2 separate regions of the Mus musculus genome follow, and region 2 is linked to region 1. A link is a contact called in ENCODE Hi-C or POLR2A ChIA-PET data. All regions are on one chromosome and are shown on one strand. Each heading gives the region's core, a stretch centred on a gene start or an enhancer-like site at or near the end of the contact. The rest is flanking DNA. Distances are from core to core; before and after follow the strand shown.

Evidence for each region. Hi-C counts contacts between places; a loop is a spot of excess contacts on that map. ChIA-PET counts read pairs that join two places held with the same protein, here RNA polymerase II (POLR2A).
Region 2: a map of CH12.LX shows a loop between it and region 1 (1.9-fold over the local background). The contact joins two enhancer-like sites. A Hi-C loop is called at or near these places in 5 of 37 maps with a recorded cell type or tissue (CH12.LX, T-helper 1 cell, gastrocnemius and 1 more). POLR2A ChIA-PET finds 5 or more read pairs at or near these places in 1 of 5 experiments (Patski).

The regions. Positions count from the first base shown.
Region 1 is chr2:52,891,312-52,898,520 of GRCm38, forward strand. The region is part of intron 1 of Fmnl2 (formin-like 2); the gene reads left to right. Among named protein-coding and RNA genes, the nearest start is that of Fmnl2, 37 kb to the left of the region's middle. Within about 2 kb of position 3,931, at least 1 of the 3 ENCODE cell types and tissues checked has a DNase peak (open chromatin) inside an H3K27ac peak, as active enhancers do; it is gastrocnemius, where a contact is called at or near this core.
Region 2 is chr2:52,942,827-52,950,431 of GRCm38, forward strand. The region is part of intron 1 of Fmnl2 (formin-like 2); the gene reads left to right. Among named protein-coding and RNA genes, the nearest start is that of Gm52511, 62 kb to the right of the region's middle. Within about 2 kb of position 1,321, at least 1 of the 3 ENCODE cell types and tissues checked has a DNase peak (open chromatin) inside an H3K27ac peak, as active enhancers do; it is gastrocnemius, where a contact is called at or near this core.

The DNA.
Region 1 (7,209 bases), core at 2,681-5,180:
TGGCTGAGCAGCGTGATTTCTTTCAGATGTCTTCTGGTCGTGATTGGTACGCGGTCACAGGCTGTTGACTGAGGGCCACGTGGGTTTCCACAGACTGCTTTCATGTTAATACAGTGTGGCTGCTGAGTTTCCCCAGAGTGAGCAGTCAGAAGCAGCAAGATGTGTGCTTAGGATATGAAAATTCCTTTGAGAGGTTTAACCAGTTGTATCCACTGTTGAGTTCCTTGTCATTCTCTTCATGGTTAATTGGAAATTGTAGGATTTTGTTTGTTTGTTTGTTTGTTTGGGGGCTTTCTGGGAGAGTGCTGCCCTATCTACCCCTTGATACTCTGCATGTAACACAGGCAGGTCGTGATTGACTGTGAGAGATGACCCAGGTGCAGTGCCAGTTTTCAGTAGGACACTGACATTTTTTTCCTTCGGTGCTTTGCCCCTATTGTTAGCTTGCCTGATATTAATTTCTAGCTCACAAATGGGACAAGAAGCGTCTAACTAGTGGAGGGAATGCCATCTAAGGCTAAGGACTTTGCTGTTATGAAGGAAAATAATCAATACAGATGTAAGGAGTAATTGCCATGTATAACACCTAGCGGTTGAGTACTGAGTGTACTCTGCAGGGAGGAAAACATGGTGTCCCATGAAGGAGTGTGATTTAGCATGTGTCAGATTGGTGAGTCATAGTGTACTCAGGAAATGAAAATTTCTTTGGGACTTTTGATCAGTTTTATCTACTGTGAGTTGATAGTCATTCTCTTTATGGTTAATTGGAAATTGTGGGTTGGGTTTTTTTTTTTTTTTTTTTTTTTTTGATATAGGCTCTCTGAGAGCCCATTGCTCGTTACTGCATTTGATTCATGTTACTACAGGGCTCATGTTGGTAAACTTGTCTCATCAAATTACTTTTGGATAAGTTTTGCACGTAAGTAGAGAGCATTTCCTATGGTTAGCTCACTGCTTTGATGGAGGCCTCAAACTCTTCTTCTTTTGTACGTTAACCTTGGTAAAACCTCTGTGGCTGCCTTGGGACTCACGAAAAGTACTTTTCTCTTTCCACTGGTCAATGAGAAGATTGGCTGTTTAATAACAGGAAGCAGGGGCCGCTCCTGTCAGTGGATTGCCAGTACTTAAGGCCTGTACTCCAGTAATCTGAGAAGAGAGTGGCTGCTTCTCATCTCATTGAGACTTAATTTTAGTGGGCTGATAAAATTCTTGAATATTGAGTATCTTTACATAAAATAGATCTAACATAAGATACCCAAACAGCCCTAGACCCATGTCATCGGGATGAGGGTTAATGGCATGTGTTTGCTTTTCAATACTAATTTAAAGTTATCTCGATTGTCTGAGGATCCATATCTAAAATTCTCCTAAAAACCTCTATTGTCCTTGTAAATGGTAAGAAATGTCTTCAGGTTAGTCAAGGGTGATTCTTTTTTTTTTTTTTTTTTCCATTTTTTATTAGGTATTTAGCTCATTTACATTTCCAATGCTATACCAAAAGTCCCCCATACCCACCCACCCCCACTCCCCTACCCACCCACTCCCCCTTTTTGGCCCTGGCGTTACCCTGTACTGGGGCATATAAAGTTTGGGTGTCCAATGGGCCTCTCTTTCCAGTGATGGCCGACTAGGCCATCTTTTGATACATATGCAGCTAGAGTCAAGAGCTCCGGGATACTGGTTAGTTCATTATGTTGTTCCGCCTATAGGGTTGCAGATCCCTTTAGCTCCTTGGGTACTTTCTCTAGCTCCTCCATTGGGAGCCCTGTGATCCATCCATTAGCTGACTGTGAGCGTCAAGGGTGATTCTTATATTTAGAGTTTTGTAGGTTGTATCTTAAAAGAAGTTGTGGCAGCTGGGCGTGGTGGCGCACGCCTTTAATCCCAGTACTTGGGAGGCAGAGGCAGGCGGATTTCTGAGTTCGAGGACAGCCTGGTCTACAGAGTGAGTTCCAGGACAGCCAGGGCTACACAGAAAAACCCTGTCTGGAAAAATCAAAAAAAAAAAAAAAAAAAAAGTTGCTGCCTATTTTGTGGCTGTGGAAAAGTGTGGTAGTTTCTTATGGCTTGTATGGTTACTGGAAGAGATTCTCTGTGGATACGTTGCGCTAGTGAGTTTGTGTTAGCGTGGACAGAAGGCTAGAATTGGGAAGAACTGGGTAAGATTGTACACATTAGCATTTAGATAATACTATGCCATACCAATGACGTATTACATACAGTTCCAATTCAATGGCGTCAGAAAAAAGCAGGATCCACTGTGAGATATAGTTAGTATATGAACTATAGTTACTAGGTATGAGATATAGTTACTATGTTTTTTTTTTTCCATATATTTTTAATACTATGTCTGTGTGAACTTAATCCTTGAAGAACAGTTTTGTTTGCAGTGCCCAAGAATAGTTTCTTGTTGGGAACCATTTCATGGATGGAACACTTTGATTGAGGCTGTAACTGTTTGCAGTGAGAGAACAGGGGTTCTGTGTCCTGCATGTGATTAGATGTTGAAGGCAGGCGATTCTAGCTGAGGGTATTACTTCCTGCTAACTAGTTTTGTTGCCAGCCCTCGCTCACCTAACAGCAATGGTCAGAAGGATTTAGGCAAGGCCCCAGTAAACCTAATTTTGCTGTTGTTTAAAGACAGTAGTTTATGTAGAAGGATTAAGTTGTGCTTAGAATAGGATTTGGCATGTGGCAGATACTCCTAAATTAAGATGTCAACCAATCCATTTATATTTGGTAACTGGGAATGCATGCTAAGCTTAATTCCGACGAGAAGAATTCCTCAGTCTTTTGACAGTCTAACCCCTGCCCCCCTACCACATTTTAGTTTTATATTCTCTTCTCTGTGGATCATCTGGACTCTAATGTATGACTAAGACTTGACTTTCTTATCTATGACTTGGAGGTGATCTTGGCGTTTCTTTTTGTTTTCGATTCTTGATTCAATTTGTGAAGACTTAACTGAATTTAGAGAAGAGTTCTTGAAAAAAAAGAAACACCACCATTTGGCTTTCTTAACAGCTGAAATTCTGGGCTCCTGCCATTTATCTGTTATGCTTATCTTAGGGGGAGACTCCATAACTTTATTGAGGTATAATTAATTTTTATTACATTTGGAACATGTGTGTGTTTGTGCATATGTGCGTGACACAGCACACATGTGGTGATGGTAGGAGTGTTTTGGGAGTCAGTTCTCTCCTTCCTTCCATGTGGGTCCTAGGGGTCTGTGGTCACAAGGCTTTTGCGGCAAATACTTGTACAGGCTGAGCCATCTCGTAGACCTGAAGTAGATTAAATAGTGTAGATTTCACGACTGTTAGGATTGTGCAATGTTCTGGTTACCAAAAAGAATATGAATGTCACGTATGTGGATCTACAGCACTACACTTTTTTGGTCCAACAATAATTTGACAACTGCAGATAAATGAACGCTGGCCTTGTGTCAGTTGCAATTAGTGAATTTGGAAAACACTGTCAGGTATGTGTAAGAAGCAGAGAAATGGGGTGAAAAAACTGAGCATTGGCTCTTGAGGCGTGTGCTACCACTGCATGGCTTTCTAAGCATTCTTATATAATGTTTTTGCTGATGTATGTTTTCTTAGCATCTTACTTTGTGTTTAGCCAAGGCTCCCAGGTGAGGAAACACAAGATGGTCCTCCCTTTGGAGAGAGGAGTGATCCTCTTGAGTCAGGAAGATTCCTTCTGGGGAATCAGGTGGATCAGATGACTTAAGGGGCTGAGGAAGAAGCTTGAGTCAGGGTTCTGAGAAATGAAGAAGTTCAATGAGCTCCCTGAATGGTGCTCCCTTGCACTGTGACCTCCAGACACTAGAGATGACTCAGCAACTGTTGGCTGTGCTAAGCTCTGCTTTTGGCTGCGGTCCTCTTAGAGGCGGCTCTGGCAGTGTAAAGGTAGCGACATCTGTAAGAAGGCCAAGAAAGGCAGCTGTCATCGCTTTCTTGGAAAGGAGGGGCTGCCTGAGCCTGGTTAAGCTCCAGTTAACTTCCAGTGTCCTAGACAGAGATCACTGGAAGCTGTAATCTTGGAGGGCTGGGGACCCAAGCACTTCAGCCATGAGCCTGAGGGTGACAGCTCCTGACAGGGGGTCAACTCAGAGGAGGTGATGTGTGGTGTGGAAGTACTGGAGCTGGGCTAGAATTCTGATGGCTCTACTCTCTAGAGTTACTTATATACTGTCTAGCTGAGGCTGGCCTCCGAGTAGTGGCTGTGTAGCCGAGAGTGATCTTGACCTGATACTCTCACCTCTTTCTCCTTTGCAAGTGCTGGCCTAACAGGTGCATACTTCCTCACCTGGCCCCAGAGTCACTTAGTTGGAATCATGGAGATTGTGAGGGTAAAATATTTCAGTGGCTATAAAGGATCTCATACCGTGCCTGGCATATTGTGGACTATTTACAATTATTAATTTCCTTTTTAACGTAGTTCACTGCTGAGCTTCTAAGCACTATCATTTCTGAATGGGCCTTGGATACAATGCCCACCCCCCCAATTTATAACTCACTATTGCTGTTTATTTGCCCTGGGGCAGGGAGACTTCATTAGATGCTGAAGGTCCTTGTTAGAATTAAAATTCTCAGATAAGCATTAAAAAAAGAGAGGAAGACTCCTGTGGGCACCATTCACAGATCCCTATTAATTACTGTAATCGACATTACATCCCTTCATGTATGTGTAGTACGTATCGGTGCTTTCTGAATCCAGATGAAAGGCCCCTGGAATTGGACAACATGAGCTGCCATGTGGGTGCTGTTGAACCAAGGTGCTGTGAGAGAGCAACCAGTGCTCTTAACCACTGAGCCATCTCATCTTCCCAGCCCCCAAACTTAAATAAAGTCTTGTTCTCCTGAGAGAGAGAGAGAGAGAGAGAGAGAGAGAGAGAGAGAGAGAGAGAGGAAGGAGGAAGAGGAGGAGGAGGAGGAGGAGGGAGGAAGAGAAGGTCTGGCTGTGTAGTCCAGTCTGTCTTTGAAGGCCTGATCTTCAGTCCTTAGTCTTACTACCAGCCACATGTGGCTATTTAAATGCACATTAAAACCTCACGTCCAGCTTATTATGATTCCCAGAACCAAAGTAGCATGTGTTTGTAAGTGAGGAGGGCCTTGAGGCTTGCTAGCTGGCTAGTTTAGCCTCATTGGTGAGCTCCAGGTCAGCCAGAGCCCCTGTCGCATAGGAGGTGAATAGCATCCTGAGACTCACAGTGAAGATTGTCTTCTGATCTATGCACACTCACACATGAATGCACACCCACACAGGCACGCATACTTGCACAGGCATGTGCATACCCACATGGACACTTCATATAAATAAATACATTTCAGTTTCTCAGGGGCTATAGCCACATTATATACTCTTTTCCTAACCAGAAATGGAAATATGAAACAACAGTGTTAATACTTCATTTTCAGGCAGTTTTTGTGTTACTTCTGGAAGGTATATCTACATCTTAGTGCAGGCTCAGAAATGTGTGTGTGTGTGTGTGTGTATACACGTGTACAGTGAAACAACATGTGCAGGTCAGTGGATAGCTCACAGGAATTGAATCTTCTTCCACCACGAGGGTCCCAGGGCTGTAACTCAGTTCTTAGGCTTGGCAGCGAAGCAGCATTTACCTGCTGGGAATTCCACCAGCCCCTGTCCATCCTTTTGGCTGGTTCCATTTGGATATAAACAATTGCACATTTGTACTATGCATTTTTTTTAAATGTTTAATGTACTTTTGTTCGTATTTCTTTTCTGAGAACTGTATCAACAGTCAGGATTTGGGTTGTCTTTAACCCATCCCATATCCGCTTCTTGCTTCCTTATTTGTTAAGCAATGTTTGTGTGATTTGCTGAGCATGCAGAAATGATCACATTGGATTCTGCCCAGAGAAGTTTGTGTATATGTAGTAAATGGGGACAGTAATCATGGCCTGCTGCCTGGTTTCATTGTTGGTGGATTTAGCAAAAGCTTAGAAGGAAATGCTGTGTAGACATGCTTACTGCATGAACAAGCATTATTGGCGTCATCTTAACAAGCTAGCAGGAAGTGTGGGCCATGAGCAAAAGTCTTCATGGAATGAGTTTTCTCGAGGGTTTTTCAAGAGTGTTAAAAGGTGTGTCTTGAAGCAGGTGACTTTAGGAGAAGTCCAGATGCTGGAAGGAATGGCCACAGAAGGACGGGAGTGGCCTTAAAATAACAAACAAATACCACATAAATGCTGGTGGGGGGAGGGGGGGTAAAGGCAGCTGTTTGTATTTCTGAGCATTTTCAAATCCTTCATGTAGAACTGCTACTGAGCCCTGCTGGTGAGGAGGGATTAGCTTTTAGCGACTGAGAATATTTTAAAGGTAGATGCAGGGTGTCCTTGTATAAGGCACGGGCCATTGAGATCAGAAGTCAGCACCAGTTCAGGCAGCGTTGGCACTTGGGGACCAGTGAGGCACAGTGACTGATGGCACCTGGCTGGCTTGTTGGTCATGTCATCACCGAATCGTGCATAATCCATTTGCAGTCACTTTCAAAAATGGTGGTTTGTTGCGAACCAAATTTCTTGTTTAAATTTTTTGGTTGGATTTAGTGTGTGTGTGTGTGTGTGTGTGTGTGTGTGTGTGAATTGGGTCCCTTTACCGTGTTGGGCCCTGGGATCATCCTTTATGGCAAGAACCTTTACCTGCTGGGTAAAGGCTCTTGGGGGCCCTACAAGTTTCTTTTCAAGCTGTATTGTTTCAGTTAACAGCCTTCAGAAATCTGGGTTGTCCACACAGGTGAGCCGTAGGTCAGTGTTTTTGAGAGAAGTGTTATATCAGATTATTGAAATTGCTCTGTTATCTGCCAGGATTTGACCCCTTAGGTTGTTTATACATTCGGAGATATGTATATTTTATGGGCTTTTGTGTTATTCCTTCTTAGTCTCTAAACTGAAATAAGCTTTGCAGTAGTGTCTGAAGGGTGTTGTGCGTCAGGTGTGTGGATTCTCTTCCAGGGCGAGGCAGGGCTGTACCACCGGCAGGAGAATGTGGGGAAAACCTACTGGGACCCGGGAGACTTAGACACTTGGCAGGATTGCTGGGCTTTCTGACTCGACCATTTTAAACTGACTTTAAAAACAGATAACGAGGCAGACACGTGGATGTGGGGGGGGGTCTAGAGGTGGAGTAAAGCATTTGCTGAAGGACCTGAGCTTATCTGAACCTGTCTGTCTTACA
Region 2 (7,605 bases), core at 71-2,570, 49 kb after region 1:
ACTTTGTAGACCAGGCTGGCCTCGAACTCAGAAATCTGCCTGCCTCTGCCTCCCAAGTGCTGGGATTAAAGGCGTGCGCCACCACTGCCCGGCTTGTCTAACTGCTTCTTAAGGTTCAGCAATAGTTTTCTTCTCCTTTTAGAAACATTTGGTTTCTTGTGTCGTATGTTTCTTGTCCCGGTGATTTCAAAGCTGTATTCTGGGAAAGGAGATGGCTCCTTGGGTAAAGAGCCTGAGCTTGCCTCTCTAATAACTACAGAAATGCTCAGCGTGCTGTTTGTAAGACTAGGGGAAATAACAGTCATTCGAAAGTCTATTTTTATTTTCTTTGTTACATGAAGGAAAAAGCAGTTGCCTTTCGGAACTGCTGTCTTAAATCATTCTCCTTGAATGTTAGTGTTTTTCTGGTTTCCTCAAGAAGTGGAGAAAATAACCCTTACTTTATAGGGCTTGTGGGCTGTTGTAGGGTTTGTCTGGGAAGATCGGTAAGCACTGTAGAGTTACTCTAGGATCCCTTACCGACCTAACCCAAAATGGAAAATGTGTTTTGTCTACCATCCTGCTGCATGCACACAGGTGACCCAATAGGCTTAGCTTTGGCCGGTGGAGAGTGATGACTATTCTTTGGACCATCGTATGAGATACATGTGCTCTATCCTAGCTGCTATGGCAGAGGAACTGCATGCTTTTTAATTCCTTAATTTTGAACCTCAGTGACTTCAACATTAAATACAACATTTCCTTTCCTTTCCTTTTTTTTTTATTCAAGGGTTCTAATTTTGTATTATTTATTATTGCATGAAACTAAGGATTAAATATGAGTGTCCTGAGTAATTTGAGAATGAGTCTCCTTCTCTGCTTTCTGTGTATTGATATGCATGTAACACTTTATGGACTGTGCTTTCTCCCTGTTGCTGGCATTTGGCTAACGTCCGTGTAAGAGGAAAAGGGAGCCCACATATTGAAAGTGCTCGCTCTTCGTGAACTGGGACTTTCTGAAATCTCAGATGACTCAGTTTTCATTCCCAGTTTGCTCTCACACTGCCTGCATCCACTGAGCATGTTAAAGCCTGACATCATGATGTAATCATTCTGATTTTGCAATATTTTAAAGTGGAGTGGAAGCATTGTGAGAATTACGGCAGCTTTCTTGATCAGATACACCCATCCTATCCTTCAGTATTGTTTTAAAGATACACCAGAACACACACACACACACACACACACACACACACACACACAAGAGAGAGAGAGAGAGAGAGAGAGAGAGAGAGAGATCAATCTGAGGGATTTGGCTGCCTCTTGTTCCTTTCCTGTCTCCTCCCTTTGTCTCCAGATGCTTCAGCAGATGGCTGTGTCAAAAGCTCTAAATTTGTACCTTGCATGACCTTTAGCCCAGAGGAAGGCAAGTTTCTTCTGAAGATAAACTTCCCAGCCATTGCTGGTGGACCTTTTGTCATATGTTATGGGTAAATTTAACTTTGTGGTCGTCCCTTCTGCAGATTAAATATCGAAGAGGGCTTCCAGTTTAGAGTGTAGCTTTCTTTGGGACTGTAACAAATTTTAAAGATGAGTGTTGTGAGCCGGGCGTGGTGGTGCACGCCTTTAATTTCAGCGCTCGGGAGGCAGAGGCAGGCAGATTTCTGAGTTCGAGGCCAACCTGGTCTACGAAGTGAGTTCCAGGACAGCTAGGGCTATACAGAGAAACCCTGTCTCAAAAAACAAAAACAAAAACAAAAACAAAAACAAAAACAAAAACAAAAAACAAAAAACAAAAAACAAAAAGAAGATGAGTGTCGTGACACTGGCTGTGTTCCACAATAGTGTTAGAGTTGAGTTCTAACAGCGTATGATACAGGAGAAACTGACAGGATCTCTTCGCTTCGATCTGGCCTTTAAAGGAGTTTTCAGGCTGCCTAGCAGACAAGGGCATGGGCTTCACAGTCAGGCAGCTTTGAGTTATGCCTCTGCTGTACTGTGCAAGGGCAGATCTTATCTAATCAGACCTGCTAGCATAGCATGAGGCCTGAGGAAGAGATCTTATACAGTCTATCACAGCCTGGTAATTTAAAAATTACTATTATTTCCTGTTCTTGGACGTTATTAATAGGTGCTCAACAAATGGCCAGTCATGTAGTCCTCTATCCTGAGAGCTCATTTTTAAATGTTTGTATCCAAGGACAGGACACTGGGACAAAGGGAGTATGCCATCAGACAGGGAATCAGAAAAAACAAAACCAAAAACCCTGCAGGAATAGTGTATCTTTATCATCTGCTGTCTAATTCATGGCTTTCTGAGCTGCTTGGATGTGTCTGGATCACAATACAGAGGATACCACTTGTCTTAAGGAAATGATTTATCCTTGTTTGTGGCAAGTCACTTTATAGAAGATGTCATATATACATATACACACACACACACATACACACACACACACATATATATACATATACACACATATATACATACATGCATGCATACATACATACTCAAACGCACAGGGTGAATACCTAAAGGTGGTTGGAGAAATAGATGTAACTCCTCTTCTGGAGGGTAGAAAATAAACCCACAGTGCCTTCTCTTCTTAGCACCAGGCTAAGTTTGAGAAAGAGAAGTCTCATTCCATCCTGTGACTTAAGCTCTTATGGCCGCATGCTGAAGGAAGTGAAGTCAGAGACAAACCATGGAGATGAGTGCTTCTGGTCTGAGCATGGCTGTGTGTGTGTGTGTGTGTGAGAGAGAGAGAGAGAGAGAGAGAGAGAGAGAGAGAGAGAGAGAGAGAGAGAGAGAGAGGAGAAGGAGGAGGAGGAGGAGGAGGAGGAGGAGAAAAGAAGAAAAGCAGTGGAGACAGTAACAGCCTGAGGGTCCTTGAAGACAACCTGGGTTGCCCACTAGCAGTGCTCAGGGTGAAAGGTGTAAGTCAGCATCTCACCCTCTCACTATTGTTGGCTTCTAGTCCTTCCCCTAGCCTGTCTCCCTTCTTATGAAGAATCAGTGTAGACATCGATATGAGGGAATTAGCCTGATGTAGTCTGGAGAAAATTTTAGGCCCACCCTACTTTCCGTTAGCTTTGAAAAATCTCCAGGGCAAGATCAGCAGTGTGCTCATCCTGACATGATAGAGGAAATGGGTCCTATTACTGTCACGAAAGGAGAAAGCTCATTTTGATTAGAAACAGAAGGACATTTATGAGGGGGCACTGGCGGATGAAGGACAAGCCCGGTTGTAGGGAATGTGATTGAAATTACACCATTGGGCTTTTTAGAGCCCCTTCAAGCTGTTGGAAGATAGCTAATTAGCACAGAAGCCATTTTCCAAAAACCACCCTGACCTAGAACAACAAAGAGATACCCAAGCTTCCTACAGTCTGAAATCTGTAGCCAGAAAGCAGGAAAAGGCCAGTGAATTTCCACAGGAGATCAGGCGAGCCTCTGATGTGCAAATGCCAGTGGGTGTGGGTGGACAGAGGCCCTAGGAGTGTGTAGGATCTGGTGGCCCTTTGAAGAGTGCATGTTTGGGGACTCATGTTTCTGGTTGCAGCCAAATCAGAATTTGAGATTTTAATCCTTTCGAACCAAGCTAGGTATATTATGAGAATTAGACATTTGATCCCATGGATTTCATCTGGTAATAGAAATTCTAGTACTTCCTCCGCTTTGGCATAATCCGGATCCTTGCTGGCCCTCGATTTTACTTTATTCTGAAACGTTTAGCTAGTACTGTGCTGACTGGGGCTTGCTGCATCTTCAGCATCTTTCCGCCGTCTGAAAACCCCAGGCAGAACAATGGAGTGCTTATTAACTGCGCCACCTCCTACCTGCCCCAGATGGCTTGGAGTTGGCTTTGAGGGATGAGTTTTGTTATTGGCTATCAAGGCAGACAGGCTGAGCCCCTTTAATTATTTATGCTGTTTTGGGTAGGAATAAGCTGCTTATTCAGAATCCTGGGCCTGGACTTGGGTGGGAATTCTTTGGTCAGCCCAGCTGCAGGCTTAGCGTTAATTTGATTCTAATCCCCAGGTCCGCCCCTCTGGGCACCTGAAGTCTTGTTTTTCACACCCACAAACACATGCTTAGTACCGCCCAACAGGTTTCTGCATTCAGCATCTGGAGGGTGTGCTTAAAGACGGGGCACGTTGGAACATTTGTCAACATCTTAAGTAGACAGATGAGAGCTACATCCTAGAAGGTGTCCTTATAGTATATACTGTGTCATGCCTCTGTGGCGCACTGGGGTCATGTGGTTAGAGTTCTTTACCCAGATGTCTGTATATAAGTATATACCCTCATGCTTTTCTTATACCCCTGTTTAAAGACAAGTGGGATAGACGTCAGAACAAGCTTTGGGGATTTAAGCTCTGCATACACCTTTAATAAAGATATGGACGCATTCCTCCAACTACAGTTTGGCGTCGCTTTCTGTTCTGTCATTTGTGCTTAGGACCTGTCACCATGCATGACATAAAACCTGAGTGTTGAGATTTCCCATATACTCAGTGGGATTCATACTGTATTTTGGTAGAACCGAGTGAGGCCAAATAAAATTGGCTAAAAATTCCCATTAAATGATGGTGCATTCTGCGTCAGTAAAAGAGAAAAGGAAATGAAGGGCCTCCTAGAGCATCAGGCTGAAACGTGGAGACTCTTAAGATTTTTATTGCGATTAAGGTAGGAATGAGAGAGACGGTGTCTTAGTTAGGGTTCCATTGCCGTGAAGGGGCACCATGACCATGGCAACTCTTATAATGAAAAACATTTAACTGGGGCTGGCTTTATCGTTTCAGAGGTTTAGTCATTATCATCATGGAGGGAAGCATGGCAACCCGCAGGTAGACATGGTCCTGGAGGAGCTGAGAGTTCAACATCTCGATCAGCAAGCAGCAGAAGAGAGGCTGTCTTCTGCAGGCAGCCAGGAGAAGATTTGATTCCACCCTGGTTAGAGCTTGAGTATAGGAGACCTTAAACCCTGTCCTCACAGTGACACACATCCTCCAACAAGGCCACACCTCCTAATAGTGCCACCCCCTCCCTGTGGGTCAGACATTAAACACATGAATTCAAACTAGCACAGTAGTGAGTTGGGTCATTAGGACTGAGAAAGAAAAGTATCTTAAACTTAGTCATGAATACCAAGTTGCTGTGGTGGCCTGGCATTTTGCTGCGTGAGACTTTATAGGAGCTGGAGGAACCCTGTTTCTGTCTTCTGGAAATACACCAGAGTGCTGCGTGGTGAGGAGGGGACTGTAGGGCTTTCTCTCACGCAGGAATAGGCATGCAGGGTGTGGATGTACGGACATCACCTCATTTACCAGAAGATCTAGTTTTTGCCCTCATGTCTCTCACTGAAGATGCGTCACTCAGCATTTCAACCTTTCCCCGCTCCCTTACCTCATCACAGATTTTATATATATATAAAAGAATTAAATGCTTTCAGAAGTAACACTGTCTTATAATTTCATCGATCTGTTGAGCATCTTGCTCCCATGATAATTCAAAATAGATATTCTTTAAGATTTATTTATTTTTAATTGTGTGTGTGAATGTGTGTGTTTCTCTGTGTGTGTGTGTGTGTGTGTGTGTGTGTGTGTGTGTGTGTGTGTGTGTGACTGTTTTGGCTGCATGTGTATCTCTACACTACATGCATGCCTGGTGTCTGCACAGGGACGGGGTATCAGATCAGCAGGAACAGGAGTTACAGACACTTGTGACCCATCATGTGGGATGCTGGGAATCAAACCCAGGTCCTCCGTGGGAGCAGCAAGTGCTCTTATCTACTGAGCCATCTCTCTAGCCCCATCTACAGGTTGGTGAGTAGGAGCCATTTCTCTGTCTTGTGGGTGCCTCGGGCTCCCCTAAAGCTGCCCTAGTGCATATTACAGGAGGGCTTGTACCCATTCTTAGTAGCCCATGGTGGGTAGTGGTCATGTGTATCTTTTCTCCTGGTGTTTCTGGGAGTGAGAAATAGTCTTAATATCATAGCTGGGTGCAAAAGGCTGGAATTTAGGAGCAAGGCACACACCTGGGTTTACAGCAGACAGTATGTGTGTCCTTTGTGGGGGGCTGGGAATTGTGTTGTCATTGTGTGTATGATATAGGGCACGTTTTAAAGCTCTTGGAGTACATTTTCCCTCAGCTATGCTTGTTTTTGTCTAGTGCTGTGAAGATCAAATGGAGATGATTTAGTTCCGTAAGGAGAAGAGAATTAGCCACCAATCACTGGCAGACTAAGGGCAACACGTTCTTTTGAAGAGAAGATGATGTCCAGCTTCAGAAATGACAGTGTTGACTCTATGAGCTCGGTCTCACCCTCCACCTCCAGACTGAATGTAGAGATGCTTTTTTGGAAAACAGGCTTACGCAGTCCCCGACCCCGAGACAGTGTGTCCACTCATCTGCCTGAAGCTAACAGTATTTCTGACTCTAGTGATTACTATAGCAAAGGCCCTTGGGAAGAATGCCAGGTTTAAATAGCACAGTCAAAAGTAGCCTCTCTTGGGCCTTTGATTGACACAGGGTCTCACAGTGTATTTGCTATTGGCTGGGAATTAACCAATCACACTGGTGGATCTCCACCTGCATCAGCTGCCCGAATGCTCTGCCATGGCCAGTTCTTGGATTTTTTTTTCCATTTTTCCTTTCTATGACAGGGTGTTGTTATATATACCAGGCTTCTCTTCCTCTTCTTCTTTTTACAATCAATTTTTATTATTGTTTTCAGTGCGTGAGGAATTATTTACTTGACCAAGGGTAACCTGTGATGATCCTGAATCTGCTATGTAGCACAGATTGGCTTTAAACTTAGCCACCACATCTAATTTGGATTATTTTTTTCTCTTTCTTTTTTCTTTTTTAAAGACATATTTTTATTTGTATGTTTTTGTGTTTAGGTATGTGCACTTGAGTGCAGGTACCCCCAGAGGCCAGGAGATGGCGTTGGAGCCCGTGGAGCTGCAGTTACGGGCATTTGTGAGGCTCCTGGTGTTAGCACTGGAAATCCCACTCAGATCCTTTGAAAGAGCAGTGAAATCGCTTCCAACCTCCAGTTTATATTTTCTTAAAACACCTCTTACATGAATTATGTAGTTGATTTTTTTTTACAAAAATATTATTGCCTTTTGGCTCTTTCTTAGATTTCTATACTAAAAAGCCAATTTTCAGCTGTTTATTCTGGCCTGCATTGCTCACATTTGTTGTGAAAGAAATTAGAATGTGTGTGGGAATAGAAAATAGCGCCCTTGTGAAATATATTTGAAACAAGAGATGTTTTTGCCTTTAATTTGGTCATGATAGATGAAGAGGCATGGAAACTTTGGAAGGTGTTTTTAGAGAAATGTGCCCTTAAGGGCTATCTTCTCCTAAAGCCAAAACGAGAAGGCAGAGTGCCCAAATGCCATTCTGTGACATGTTAAGAAAAATAAATTTGGGATAAAAAGGGGAGGATATGTCCAAATGAGACCTGCACAGGCACCAGAGAAAGCAAGCAGGCCTGTGAGAGCTGGGTTTAAAAGAATGTGCGTAGGAAGTGGTGTCCTAAGACGGTCACGCTACAACTGAAAGCCCTTGGGTCAGCTTGCCTCTGTAGGAAGGAGTGTACGCTCATGTGA